Linked DNA regions of Homo sapiens: region 1 is linked to region 2. A link is an interaction called in ENCODE POLR2A ChIA-PET data of the cell type or tissue named here. Cell type or tissue: HepG2. All regions are shown on one strand. Each heading gives the region's core, and the rest is flanking DNA. Links, peaks and the distances in the headings are about the cores only. Region 1 overlaps LOC124907868 (a long non-coding RNA gene). Region 2 holds the start of LOC124907867 (periaxin-like).

Region 1 (4,392 bases), core at 300-4,299, 67 kb after region 2:
AAAACAGTGCCATAAGTGTTAAATGTCTCCTTTTGTAGTGAGTTAAACTGTGGCACCCTGAAAGACTGCCCCACATCCAACACCCTGAACCTATAAATGTGACATTTTGGGGGTTAAGGATTTTTTTTTTTTTCATATAGAGTCTCACTTTGTCCCCCAGGCTAGAGTCTAGTGGTGCGATCTTAGCTCATTGCAACCTCCACCTCCTGGGTTGAAGTGATTCCTGTGCTTCAGCCTCCTGAGTAGCTGGGATTACAGTCATGCACCATCACACTCAGCGAATTTTTGTCGTTTTAGTAGAGATGGGGTTTCACCATGTTGGCCAGGCTGGTCTCGAACTTCTGACCTCAAGTGATCCACCCACCTCGGCCTCCCCAAGTGCTGGGTTAAGGATCTTAAGGTGACATCATCTTGGATTGTCTTAGTGGGCTTAAATTCAATGACAAGTGTCCTTGTAAGAAACAGGAGAGGACACAGAAACAAAATGACCCCATACACACTCGTGCAAACACACGCCACAGGAGAGAATGCCATGGGAGAATGGAGGAAGAGATTGGAGTGATGCAGCCACAAGCCAAGGAATTCCTGGACCCACCAGAAGCTGGAAGTGGCAAAGAAGGACTTGCCACAAAGCAGCCTTTGGAGTGAGTATGGCCTGCCAACACCTTGACTGTGAATTTCAAGTCTCTAAAACTGTGAGCAAATAAATTTTTGTCGTCTTAAGCCACTAAATTTGTGATAACTTGTGATGGCAGCTCTAGTAAACTGAAATAGCCCTCATGTGCCTGGGCCTCAATAATCTTCACCTTTGGAGACTGACATGAGCACTAAGGAACAAGCTGCGTGAAAACTGCATGTACAAGAAGGTGACTAATAAATATCATCAGGCATCCCTCCCAACCTCCAACACACGGGCATAAGTACACACAGACCTTCACACACATGTGCATTCTTTTGGCCTAAATGTTGCTTTGGGTGCTGGCTACTATTGTCTTACGTGTACCTCTTGCTCAGCAGAGTTGGGATGCAGTCAGACACTGCCACCAGCCATCAGAGATATGCGGATGGCACAAATACATGGGTGTATATGAAATGTGAGAGGGCAAGTGTCCAGAGTGGCCACCAACATCAGACATAATAATGTCAGAGAATTGGGCGGCATGTCTTCAGACCTCCTGTGGTCTCTTGTGGGACCAGGTGAGGGATAAGGTTCCCCTTCCTCTGCTGGCCACAGCCTCAGCTGGGCCCTTCACAGGTGCTGAAGAAGTCCAGCACAGAGGTGCGGGGGAGAGGCCAGCCCTCTTTGGAGCTCAGCAGTTCAGCGTCTTTGGACAGCTAGACTCAGTCATCAGAACTAAACTCACAGACAAGCACTCTGGGAGGTTGAGGCGGGAGGATTGCTTGAGCACAAGAGTTCTAGGACTAGCCTGGGCAATACGGTGAGACCCCATCTCTACAAAATTTTTTTTTAAATTATCTGTGCATGGTGGCACATGCCTGTAGTCCAATATACTTGGGAGGCTGAGGTGGGAGTATTGCATGAGCTGGAGAGGCAGAAGCTGCAGTGAGTTGAGATCACACCACTGCACTCCAGCCTGGGTGATAGAGCGAGACCCTGTCTCAAAAAAAAAAAAAAAAAAAAGAACTAAACACAGAGAGTGGCTGGAATGGGGAAGAGGCAGCCAAGAAAAGTAGGTGGCTCAGGCTGATCAACTGAGGTCAATGTCTTGTCAGTTTCAAATGCTAAGTCCCTGAGAAGCTACTCTCTGCTAAGCAGTGATCACTGCTCTCCTCTTGGTCAGGGTCTTCCTCCCTCGCTGAGTTGTGGGAAATGGGAATCACACATTCAGGATGCCCTCCCTGGGCAAGGCTCGCATCCACTTTGGGTATTTTTCAACTGAAAATCATGGCAGGTTTAAGGAGAATAACGTTAGGTCCCAGAAAACATGACATAGAAGGTTCTTGGCATTTGGGAACACTGGTAGAGTTCTGTCTCTCTGAAACTGGAGTTTTATTTGACATTCCTTGGAATGAAACCAGTTAACTTACTTTATATATTCCTTCAGTTCTTCAAAGGGTTCAGAATCAGACCAAAAAAAAAAAACCCATAAATAATCTAAAAAAAGGTTGTACTTTATCTTGATTTGCTGTTCCCCTCCCCAGCTCTTTATAATAAGGTCTATTTACGGACCCTGAGAAGCAATTACAGGAGAAAAAAATGTAATCTTGGTTCAGTTTTATAACAATGAAAGAGGTTTTTTTTCCTGCCTTGTGGATTATTTTTAAGTCAGTGTGGTATTGTTTACATAAGTCACAACTCACTGAGTCCAAAGTCCTTCAGATAGTACATCTGCCTTATGCATTTAGAAAAGGGGATCTGCAGGCAGGAATATGTTTATTTAATCCACATGGGGCTCCTTTCCCATTGCTTAGGACTCCATGGGTTAGACTTTACCTCTGGATCCGGCTGTCCTCCCTCCCCAGACCATGAGTAATCGGCCACGCTGGCCACACATGGGGTTTTGGTCACAGGGGGTAAGTGTACTCCCTCACACCTCAGGCAGTCTGTCTGTCTGTCTGTCTGCCTAAACCTTCCCAGCCCCACTAGGTAGGTCAGTTCTGTGAGTTGGACCAGGTTGAGGCAACAGGGATATGACCTGTGATGCCTGTGAGAGCCTGGTTCCATTGAGAAAGAGCTCCCAGAGGCCTCTTCCCAGACACCATTGCAAAACAGCCACTGTGACCCAGGGCTGCCCTGGCCTGCTGGTAGGCAAGGACTTTACGCCTGATTTCCTCTGGAGGGAAGTTTTGAGCAGCCTCCATCTGGGTGCTGCCCATTGGTGTACTGTGAAAGGCCATATATGACGGGGTCCCACAGAGGGATGCTATCAGGGGTCTGGAGGGAGATGGGAAGCTTCTCTCATTCCCACCCAACTTAGTACTTCTTTACCTTGTCCAGGCTTGTAGGGTAGCCACATTCTTCCAGAAGCAAGAGCTACATCATCCCACAGACATTCCCTGAGCACCTACTATGTGTCAGTGCTAGGGATGCGAGGATGGCATTCACACAGCCCTTGTTCTCATGGAGCACATAGTCCAGGCCCCCAGAGATTAGGACCTGAGTCCTTCCCTATCATTCCACAGCCACTCCCAGGTCTAGTAATCCTAGGTTCTAGCACACATTAAAGCTGGCGCTCCCAGAGTGTTCGCAAAGCCTGCTGCCCAGATAGTAAGACTGAAGGTGGGAATGAGTGGGTGACCAGGGAAGGTGCCACTGGAAAGTAACATTCAAGCAGCCCTGACTGCTGAAGAGGCCAGCCCTGTAGCTATAGAGAGAAGAGCGATTTAGAAAAAGCGGGCAGCTGCAGCCTTAGGCGGGAGTGAGCTTGGGTTGTTCTAAGCAACGGCATAGGGCATACTCCATAAAAGAGCCCATAATATTGACATTTATTTCTCCAACGTGTCCTTTTTTTATGACTCATGAAGACTTCTGTTTTATACCAGCCACCAAGTTTAGAAGCAACTAAATTGTCCGAAATGCACATGCCACCCAGAGCAGCCAGTGACAGTGAGTTCATCAAGACATGATCAGTCATTTTCTTCAGGTGAACTTATTTATCAGAATCCTGGCAGCGCTATGGCCCTGGACAGCAGCTTTTAAAAAGGAGAGGAGAAATAGTGGCCCCAGGGCCCAAACAGGTGAGATGAGGAAGGAGGAGGGGGCTACCAGGAGGCAAAAAGGGGCGTCTAAAAGGGAGAGCCGTTTTGCCAAAGGGCTGGCTGGACCTGCTGTTTAAAAAAGTTCTGTCATTTGAATAGGCTCCATGTTCTCACTACTCTTTTGAAAGTGGCAAACAGGCCAGGCGCGGTGGTTCACATCTGTAATCCCAGCACTTTGGGAGGCCAAGGTGGGCAGATCATGAGGTCAGGAGTTCAAGCCTGACCAACATGATGAAACCCAGTCTCTACTAAAAATACAAAAATTAGTCAGGTGTGCTGGCGCACGCCTGTAATCCTAGCTACTCAGGAGGCTGAGGCAGGAGAATTGCTTGAACCTGAGAAGTGGAGATTGCAGTGAGCCGAGATCGCACCACTGCACTCCAGCCTGGGTGACAGAGCAAGACTCTGTCTCAAAAAAAAAAGAAAAAAGAAAAAAAAGAAAGTGCAAACAGTACATACATATGATGAAGGTCAAGAGGCCAAGAAAAGACTGGGCTTTCATAGAAGATGATTTACCTGAGTCCTCGTCAGACATTTAGTTGCCACACACCCATCCAACAACGGTGTGTTGAGTGCCTACTAGGTGCCAGGTACGGCGAGATCCCGCTGAGTCAGAGGCACACTGGCTAATGCTAGCAGCCCCACAGACAGAGAGACACAATTTAAAATGTT
Region 2 (4,392 bases), core at 107-4,106:
AAGTCCAGGGACTGAAAACAATCCCATGGCCCCAGAGACAAAATTACAGCTCAAGTCACCATGTTCACAACTCTAACGTCAACACAAGGCTCCCTCAATTGCCTTGCTGTAAAATAGGTGAATAGGTGTAGTGGGAGATTCAGTGGCCAAGCCTGGGTCCCAGGTAAGGTGACTAACCATCCCAGTTTTCCTGAACAGAGAAATTTCCCAGGAAACTTTGGGTTTTAAAGCCAGGAAAGTCCCAGGTAAGCAAGGGTGAGTTGATCACCCTGGCAGGGAACTGATTCATTCAATTCTGGATAATTGAATAAAGTCCACATCCTCACCGGGAACATTCTACTGAATGATAAGAAGAAGTTCCTTCTAGTTTTGCCTGTTTCTTTTCCAGGATCTGGGTCCATGGGACCCCTACCTTATCAACTGTCCCCATACCCAGGCCCTGGCTCTCATCCCTACATTGACCTCCACCCCTTCCTCCACAGGCAGGCCAGAAAGCAGACCCAGGGAGGATAGCACATGTCTTCGGCTACACTGGTGAAGGCATCGTGCCTGCTCCACAGCACATTTTTATTCAAGGTATTGTATTTGCAAACAAAAATGAAGTCCCACAAATGCGGGACTCCACCTGACTCTCAAAAAGAAAATAAATCACAAGTGTATTTTAAAAGCTACATTTGAGATTAGCAAACTGGAATCAAATGACAGATACTTTATCCAGAAAGCAACAGACATTCTTTTTTCAGTTGTGCTTCTTTGTTAAAGCATCTTGCCTCCCAGAGGTATAATGCGTTCCCCAGGAGCAAACACTGAAGCGCACTACAGTAATATCTTTCAAGAGCGGTGGGTGTGGTTCCAGCAGGATTCTAATTATGGCAGAGAAACAGCAACTATGACCACCAAACCAACAAAAATGATGTGAAATGCAATTTCTTAATTTCAGTCTCAAACTGTGCCTGGGCCAATGTATGTGAAAGCCCGATGTCCATGTGGATTCAAATCCTGATTCACTCAGGCATGGTACTTAACATTCTAAGCCTCAGTTTCCTCATCTGTAAAATGGCTTTCCTATCTCACACAGGCAGTTAGCCAAGGCCTGATATGCAGAAAGTGCTCAGCTGCTGTGACTCTTCACCCTTCCTGTGAGATGCCTTCTTTAACCCCACAGATGTGTACCATGTGATGGCCAAGGGAGCTTCATCAATCATGGCATCTCAAGGGAGCTGGAGCAGATGAGGAGGAGATGGAGGTCCCAGGAAGGGCTGTGATCTGCCTGGGGTCCCACAATGGGAAACAGGCATGAGCTCTCCACACTCCCTGTCCAATGCTCTTTCCACTACAACTGGCTGTCGGTCTCCCATAGGACAAGAAAAAACAGTCAAAAAGGAAATCGAAGGGATTTTTGTTTTTATCCCTGTTCTTTTGTTGGTTCTATCTGTTCTGTTTTGGGTATTTTGTTTGTTTTTATTTGTGTACTTTTTTTTTTTTTAAATGGAGCTTCCATCATGTAGGAGTAGGGTGTAGAAATCTGAGTTGGTGGCTCCCTGGTATAAGACCATAGCCTTCATTTTGGTGAGTAACAACATAATTTCTGCTTTGAGTCCCATTTTCTTGCAGTGGAAGCTTAATCTCAGAGTATCAAAATCACTGCATCTGAGCGTGGGCCTCCCCACATCATGGGAGGAGAAGGATGAGTAGATGATGTCTCATGGAGAGGACCTGCCAGGATCCCTCATCGCTGGCCTTCAGCTTTCTCATCTGCCCTCAACCACAGAACCCTGGGAGGAGGCTCCCTCAGTGGCTCGTGCACTCTTGCAGGCCCTGTGAACATATATACTTCCTGGTGGGAAGAGCAAGGGAGCCTCTGGTGGAAAGCAGCCCCAGGGTCCAAGAACCACACAGCCCTGCATTAGGGCCCCCAGGGAGGGAGAAGACCAAGGTCATGCTTTTGAACCTGGATGCCAGAAGAGAACAGCTGTGGGGAAAAGCATGCCTGGAACCAAGAAAAACATGTTTACCAGGGGCCATTCCTCACACCAGCTGCAGGCAGGGTCAGGAAAGCCACAGGCTGCACTGTAGTTGCAACCTTGCATGCGGACGCAAGGCTCAGAATGTTCCTCAAAGATCCTAAAATGTTCCCAGAGTCAGGCTGAGTCCATTCAAATGTTCACTCACCCTGGCCACACTCACTACACCTGACTTCCCTGTATCATGAGTTAGAGAAATAGTATAGAGTCTGGTTGATGCTGGCAGGTGGGAGGGAATGGGATAGGAAGGAGAGAGAGAGAGAGCAAGAAAGAAGGCTGTTTGGGTTTTTGTCTATAACATATGTATATACACTCATCAAGTCCATTATTTAAAACCTCTTTCATGGTTTCAATTTCCTGTGGACCACTTTTCATGCCCATTTTAAGTTCCTTGAAGGCGAGGAGATACATGTGTATCTGCCAGCTTCACTGTGCCTTATATCTTAGGCAATCAATAAATATTAGTAAATCAAAGGATGCCTGATACTCTAAAAATGTCTTATTATTTTTAGGTGATTTGGGCAAAGCACACGCATTGTATTTGCATCTGGGAACCACATTTTTAATTTAAAAAAGTTATTTGTAGGCCGGACACGGTGGCTCACGCCTGTGATTCCAGCACTTTGGGAAGCCGAGGTGGGCGGACCACTTCAGGCCAGGAGTTTGAGACCAGCCTGGCCAACATGGCAAAACCCTGTCTCTACTAAAAATACAAAAATTAGCCAGGCGTGGTGATGCATCCCTGTACTCCCAGCTACTCGGGAGGCTGAGGCATGAGAATATCTTGAACTGCTCCTTTTTATTGCTGAGTGATATTCCATTCTATGAAGCTCAGTTTGCTTATCCGTTCTCCTGTTGATGAACATCTGATGTTTGCAGTTCTCCTCTCCGTGAGTCTTCTTGTAAACATAATTTTCATTTCTCTTGGGAAAAACCCTAGGAGTGGTACTGCTGGGTCAAGGGGGTAGGTGTTTGTATAGCTTTATAAGAAGTTACCACATCCTTACTAATATTTGGTGATAGCTATTCTTTAAGTTAAAAGTGTAGAGGCATCTCGTTGTGGTTTTAATTTTTATCTCCCAAATGAGTAATGATAAGTGTCTCTTCATATACCGAATGGCTATTTGTGTATCTTTTTTGTGAACTGTCTCTTCAACTGTTTCATCCATTTCTGATTGATTATCTTTTTATTATTGAGTTGAAAGAGTTCTTCATAAACCCAGGATTTCAATCTTTTTTCAGATGTTTTGCAAATATTTTCTCCTAATCTATGGCTTGCCTATTTTCTTAATGGTATCACTTATCAGCAGAAGCTTTTAATTTTGACAGGGACACATTTATTCATTTTCTGTTACGTTTATTGCTTTCTGTGGCCTGTTTGTCTATAAACATTTGCCTGTCTCCAGGTTATGAAGATGCTCTCCTATATTTTCTCTAAAAGTTTTATGATTTTATATTTAGCCCTACAATAATTTAGAATTAATTTTTGTTTGTGACGTGAGAAATAAGTTAAAGTTTTCTTTGTGTGTTTACTTCTGAACATCTAGTTAATACAGCACCATTTTTGAAAAGACTTTTCTTTCCCCATGGATTGATTGCTTTGGTACCTTTGGCAAACAAATGACCATGTAATCATGGGCCTGTTTCCAGCTCTCTTCTCAGATCCACTGATCTATTTGTCAGTCCCTATGCCAGTAACATACTGTCTTAATTATAAAACCAACAATGTCGGTATTATAATGTTTTAAAGTCATGTAGTTTGAGCACTCCAGATTTATTTTCCTAATTCAAGATTGTTATAGATACGCTAGATTCTTTGCATGTCTATATAAATTTTAGAATCAATTTGTAAATTTCTACAACAGATTCCTGCTAGCATTATTACTGGGATTGCAATAACTCTACAGATCAATTTGTGGAGAACTGACATCTCAACAACATTGAGTCTTCCAATCTGCAAACATGATACTGTGTGTGTGTGTGTGTGTGTGTGTGTGTGTGTGTGTGTGTGTCTTCTTTAATTTCTTTCAATAATTGTTTAGTTTTCAACATAGAGATCTTGTCCATCTTTTGTTGTTTATTCATGAGTATTTTATGCTTTTTGAAGATACTGTAAATAAAATTGTTTTTCTAATTTCATTTCCCAAATTCTTGCTGCTGATATATAAAAGTATAATTGATATTTTAATATTAACCTTGTATCCTGTGACCTTGTTCAATTGATGTATTAGTTGTAATAGTTGTTTCTTGCATTTCTTAAGATTTTCCACATAAACAATCACATCGTGTGTGGAGTGAGTTGCAATTCTTCTTTTTAAAATCTTTATGCCTTTTTTTTTTACTTACATTATTGCAATAGTTAAGACTA

The links. Peaks named below come from ENCODE experiments on the same cell type or tissue, not always from the same donor. Only the 100,000 strongest peaks of a DNase experiment are listed, where the experiment ranks them.
Region 1: POLR2A ChIA-PET joins it to region 2 with 6 read pairs; 2 of 35 experiments call an interaction of 5 or more read pairs at or near these places.

The regions. Positions count from the first base shown.
Region 1 is chr2:111,177,255-111,181,646 of GRCh38, reverse strand. LOC124907868 (a long non-coding RNA gene) reads left to right here. Exons shown (of 2, transcript XR_007087189.1): 2 at 1-727. Among named protein-coding and RNA genes, the nearest start is that of BCL2L11, 59 kb to the right of the region's middle. In HepG2, for the core only: no CTCF peak of the experiment used is centred there; DNase peaks (open chromatin) are centred at 2,356 and 2,636; H3K4me3 peaks cover 600 bases.
Region 2 is chr2:111,244,332-111,248,723 of GRCh38, reverse strand. LOC124907867 (periaxin-like) reads left to right here and starts at 517. Exons shown (of 2, transcript XM_047446748.1): 1 at 517-576. The region is part of intron 3 of MIR4435-2HG (MIR4435-2 host gene); the gene reads left to right. In HepG2, for the core only: a CTCF peak has its summit at 1,840; a DNase peak (open chromatin) is centred at 1,933.